Linked DNA regions of Homo sapiens: region 2 is linked to region 1. Evidence: chromatin loops called from intact Hi-C (ENCODE). Cell type or tissue: PC-3. All regions are shown on one strand. Links, peaks and the distances in the headings refer to the core of each region. The heading gives the core; the rest is flanking DNA. Region 1 overlaps SLC12A2 (solute carrier family 12 member 2). Region 2 overlaps CCDC192 (coiled-coil domain containing 192).

What was found. A loop is a pair of places that touch in the nucleus more often than their neighbours do. Peaks named below come from ENCODE experiments on the same cell type or tissue, not always from the same donor. Only the 100,000 strongest peaks of a DNase experiment are listed, where the experiment ranks them.
Region 2: it touches region 1 in a loop (2.7-fold over the local background); 3 of 110 quality-filtered maps call a loop at or near these places.

The regions. Positions count from the first base shown.
Region 1 is chr5:128,162,900-128,165,820 of GRCh38, reverse strand. All of the region lies in intron 17 of SLC12A2 (solute carrier family 12 member 2), which reads right to left. Among named protein-coding and RNA genes, the nearest start is that of SLC12A2, 81 kb to the right of the region's middle. In PC-3, for the core only: no CTCF peak of the experiment used is centred there; a DNase peak (open chromatin) is centred at 1,650; H3K27ac peaks cover 1,574 bases.
Region 2 is chr5:127,877,162-127,880,082 of GRCh38, reverse strand. The region is part of intron 6 of CCDC192 (coiled-coil domain containing 192); the gene reads right to left. Among named protein-coding and RNA genes, the nearest start is that of CCDC192, 180 kb to the right of the region's middle. In PC-3, for the core only: a CTCF peak has its summit at 1,728 (motif pointing left); a DNase peak (open chromatin) is centred at 1,722.

The DNA.
Region 1 (2,921 bases), core at 220-2,719:
GGGTCACTCACAGAAATTTGTTACAATCCTATAATAATTAAAAGGTTTTATTTTTATAAAGTTAACAATAACAACTTGCTGTACTCTGTATACTTACATTTTCAATTTTGTTACTGCAATAACTTTCCCTTGAATGACTGAAACTTCACATCTATCACTCTCATCCCTAAATCCTTTGCAAATTCCAATCAAAGTAGCTATTCAGTCAAAGGTTATGTTTTCAGTGTCCAAATAACAATATGTTTATCAGTGGAGTAATTAGCTACTGAAAATATGTTTTCTCTGGAACATACTTCTTTACTAAGTGATCGGAAATGAGTTCTTCATGGATTACATAATTGAAATCTATTTAGCAAAATGCAGTCATCTGAAGCTTATTGCACGAATTTCAAACATTCCCACTGTGTTATTTCTTCAAATCTTTAACAATGTTTTCTGTGCATCTTAAGCCAAAATTTGCTGACCAAAAAAACGTATTTAGTTTTGCTATTTAAATATGAAGGTTTAAAATTGAGTTGACAATCAGGTGGCTATTGCCTTACAAAAAATTTAAAGGGAAAAGGAAATACAAATATACAAAACAAGAAAATTAGCAATGCTAATGTCCTTTGCTCAAAGAGGTCTCTAAGCAAGCTATTTATTGATAAGATTGTCTCTTTTTTAAAATAGTGAAGTCTTAGGCTGGGCATGGATGCTCATGCCGATAATCCCAGCACTTTGAGAGGCTGAGGTAGGAGGATTGTTCAAGCTCAGAGTTCAAGACCAGCCTGAGCAACATGGTGAAACCTCATCTCTACAAAAAATACAAAAACTAGCCAGCCATGGTAGCGCACGCCTATGGTCCCAGCTACTCAGGAGGCTGAGGTGGGAGGATCACTTGAGCCCAGGAGGTCAAGGCTGCAGTCAGCTACAGCTACTGCACTCCAACCTGGGAGACAGAGTGAGATTCTGTCTCCAAAAAAAAAAAAAAAAACAAAACAGTTTTGTTGTGGAAGCTAGATACTTAATTGCTAGTTTAATGATAAATAGATGCTTAAGATTATAATTAGTAACTAGAAAGATGAGGGGACAGGGAAAAATTGAGGGTAAGTCCAGTAAAACAAATAACATCTAAAAACAGCATCTCTACAACTATACAAAAAGTCACTGTACAAACAAATTAATGTACAAAATTCTTTTGCCAAAGGTAATAAACAACTAAAAGACATTTGACACTTTGTGTAACAGGTTTCCCAAAGGTAGAAAGGAAAGAGAAATACTCTCAGCAGCAATTCACACTAAAAATTTCAGTTACTAGTTGTACAGAGGCAACCGGCACCTATTTGTAATAATATTTCATATAGTTCCTCAGACAGCTCTGCTAGAAAGTCAGTCTCCTAAGTATTTTTCTCAAAACAATACTCTTCTATTTATCCTAAAACTTTGCCCCACACTGATAGAGTTGTCATGGTCCACTGCAGTGAATATATTAGGTGGATGAAAGTAATCTGGAGGATGAATTCTAGCTCCTGCCAAATTTACAGAAGAATCATTTACACCACAGAGACTTTCTAGAGCAGTGATTCTTAAAGTATAGTCCCTGAACTGAATCAGCAGCATCACCTCAAACTCTGTTGGAAGTGCAAACGCTGGGCCCTCACCCCAGATCTGATTCATTCTGGGGTGGGGCCTAACAATCTGTGTTTTAACAAGTCTACTAGATGATTCTGACGCATGCTGAAGTTTAATGACCACTGCTCTAAGGAAAATTTTTCATTCATTTCCTTCCTAAAATTTATTGTTTGTATAAATTGGCTATCAGAATGTTCCTATAAATTATATAAAGGAAGCAAGATTTACCTACTAGAAATAACCATATGACCCAGTGTAGCATTCTACCTAAAATATTTCAATATTTCACATACAAAAATAAAGTATAAATAATAAACATTCATGTATCTACCGCGCCGTTAAGAAACATGAGAAACACAGTAAAGCCTCCACTGTATCTTCATGTTCTCTTTGCATTTTTACTATGTATTCTATTACTTAGAAATGCATACATATAAAATTTACTACATTTTTAAAATATTTAAATCTTCATATTGTTCATATACTTTTTAAAACTTGCTATTTTTCCTAAGCACTGTTTCTGAGGTGTATCCATGTTGATATATATAGCTCCTCTTCACCACTGTATAGAATTCTACCATACATTTGTACTACATTTTCATTTCTGTGATTGATGGTTGTTACTTCCGATTCTTTTTCACTATTACAAATGACGTTGCCATGAAGTTTCTTTTTTTTTTTGAGATGGGGTCTCGCTCTATCGCCCAAACTGGAGTGCGGTGGCATGATCTTGGCTCACTGCAACCTCTGCCTCAGGGGTTCAAGTGATTCTCCTGCCTCAGCCTCCCAGGTAGCTGAGATTACAGGTGCGTGCCACCACAACTGACTAACTTTTGTATTTTTAGTAGAGACAGGGTTTCACCATGTTGGCCAGGCTGGTCTTGAACTCCTGACCTCAGGTGATCCACCTGTCACAGTCTCCCAAAGTGCTAAGATTACAGGAGTGAGCCACTGTGCCCGGCCTGAAGTTTCATATAGCCTTCTTCACACGTGCAAAAGTTCCTGTGAGATGCACACCTAAGAAGAGAGTGTCCTAGAATATTCAAACCAAATTTGCAGGACATTTTGCCAGGTTGCTTTCCTATTTTGGACAGCGTTGTTGTCCAATCTACATTACCACAGCAGTTCAAAGATTTCCAATTGCTCTATGTCAGGGGTGTCCAATCTTTTGGCTTCTCTGGGCCACACTGGAAGAAGAATTGTCTTGAGCCACACACAGAATACACTAACACTAATGATAGCTGATCAGCTTAAAAAAAAAACTCACAAAAATAGCTCATAATGTTTTAAGAAAATTTACGAATTTGTGT
Region 2 (2,921 bases), core at 286-2,785, 290 kb after region 1:
GTATATACCCAGTAATGGGATGGTATTTCCAGTTCTAGATCCCTGAGGAATCGCCACACTGACTTCCACAATGGTTGAACTAGTTTACAGTCCCACCAACAGTGTAAATGTGTTCCTATTTCTCCACATCCTCTCCAGCACCTGTTGTTTCCTGACTTTTTAATGATAGCCATTCTAACTGGTGTGAGATGGTATCTCATTGTGGTTTTGATTTGCATTTCTCTGATGGCCAGTGATGATGAGCATTTTTTCATGTGTTTTTTGGCTGCATAAATGTCTTCTTTTGAGAAGTGTCTGTTCATGTCCTTCGCCCACTTTTTGATGGGGTTGTTTGTTTTTTTCTTGTAAATTTGTTTGAGTTCATTGTAGATTCTGGATATTAGCCCTTTGTCAGATGAGTAGGTTGCGAAAATTTTCTCCCATTTTGTAGGTTGCCTGTTCACTCTGATGGTAGTTTCTTTTGCTGTGCAGAAGCTCTTTAGTTTAATTAGATCCCATTTGTCAATTTTGTCTTTTGTTGCCATTGCTTTTGGTGTTTTAGACATGAAGTCCTTGCCCGTGCCTATGTCCTGAATGGTAATGCCTAGGTTTTCTTCTAGGGTTTTTATGGTTTTAGGTCTAATGTTTAAGTCTTTAATCCATCTTGAATTGATTTTTGTATAAGGTGTAAGGAAGGGATCCAGTTTCAGCTTTCTACATATGGCTAGCCAGTTTTCCCAGCACCATTTATTAAATAGGGAATCCTTTCCCCATTGCTTGTTTTTCTCAGGTTTGTCAAAGATCAGATAGTTGTAGATATGCGGTGTTACTTCTGAGGGCTCTGTTCTGTTCCATTGATCTATATCTCTGTTTTGGTACCAGTACCATGCTGTTTTGGTTACTGTAGCCTTGTAGTATAGTTTGAAGTCAGGTAGTGTGATGCCTCCAGCTTTGTTCTTTTGGCTTAGGATTGCTCTAGAAAACCCCATTGTCTCAGCCCAAAATCTCCTTAAGCTGATAAGCAACTTCAGCAAAGTCTCAGGATACAAAATCAATGTACAAAAATCACAAGCATTCTTATACACCAACAACAGACAAACAGAGAGCCAAATCATGAGTGAACTCCCATTCACAATTGCTTCAAAGAGAATAAAATACCTAGGAATCCTACTTACAAGGGATGTGAAGGACCTCTTCAAGGAGAACTACAAACCACTGCTCAAGGAAATAAAAGAGGATACAAACAAATGGAAGAACATTCCATGCTCATGGGTAGGAAGAATCAATATCATGAAAATGGCCATACTGCCCAAGGTAATTTACAGATTCAATGCCATCCCCATCAAGCTACCAATGACTTTCTTCACAGAATTGGAAAAAACTACTTTAAAGTTCATATGGAACCAAAAAAGAGCCCGCATCGCCAAGGCAATTTCATTTTATTTTTTGAGACAGAGTCTTGCTCTTTCACCAAGACTGGAGTGCAGTGGCACGATCTCAGCTCACTGCAACCTCTGCCTCCCAGGTTCAAGCAATTCTCATGCCTCAGCCTCCCAAGTAGCTGGGATTACAGGGATGCATCACCATGCCTGGCTAGGAGATATTGGTTTTGCCTATCACTCCTTTCCAGTAATGAGATATTCCTTTAAGAAAGTGGATTTCTCCTAATCCAGCTCTGTGCTTTTCGTAGGAGCTGCCAGCTGGAGCATTCTCCTTCCCCACATTTACTCCCTCTACCCTGCCACCCAGTGGTGGGGACATGACCACAGTTTGTTCAACCTTATTTCCTCAGCCCTGGCCACAAAGATTGGTTCATATCCACAGATGGGTACCCAACCTAAGCTAGGACTGAGTTCTTTCTTGCACTTTCCAACTAGAGTTAGTGGAAAAATGCTTTCTTTCTTCCCTGGAGATTATATGATAAGGAGGGCAGCCCATAGCTGCTTGTGGCCATATTTCCATTCTCTTCTGAAGTCTAGCCTGAGAGAATCAAGTCTCAATGCAGAGAGAAGCAGAGGTGAGTGACACCGTTTCCTGATGGTACTTTAGACTGGAATCCATCTTTAGAGAGAAGCAGAGATGAGTGACACAGTGTTTCCTGATGGTACTTTAGACTGGAATCCATCTTACTCCAAGGCTAGTGCAATGCTCTCTCTTGGTTTGTTTACATGTGCCGGTAAATCACCCTTTCTCCTTAAGCTGTTATGACTGGAGCATCTTTCATTTGCAAACAGAGGTCTGAGAACCCAAAACAAACATTTTACAAGATAATCAGGGGAGTGGTGGTGTTCTAGGTCCAGAAATATGTGTGTGGGGGGGTGGGCCAGCCCTCATTGTCCTGTGATTAAATAGGGGTCATTGTGTATTAAAGTTACTGGACATCTTTTCACACTTTATTCTGAAGTGAATTCAGAGGCCAAGGTGACCAGATTTCTGAGAATGCCAGTTAATATTATTCTGGGACAACAATGGCCTTGACAACCTCCCGGACTATTGAATGTGGGTGAGGCTGCAAGGGGCCTGTGGAAGAGCAAGAATGTGCAAATATTTGATTTAGGATCTTAGTGCTAGATGTCAGTCGACTGACTTAGTTTCCCCACCAAATAAGAGAAGCAACATGTAGCTCCAAAAGAAAATCACTGTTTTGATCCATAATGGATCTTACAATGACTGGCTTTATTTAAATTTTAAATTTGCATCTGTTCATAAATACCCATGTTTTTCTATACAGGTAGTTTAAAAAAAAAATCCACAAAAATAAAGAGAATAATGGGCAAAAAAAGGGTAAGATTTAATGTTTTCTTCCCTATCCCAAGCCATTAGAGTTCTAGTCCCTCAGTATTATTTAAATTTTGCCCTATCAAAATATCCAAGAAACAAAATTGTCATTATACAGTAAATAATATTGAAAAAAATGAAACTAATAAGAATTAGAGACCTTG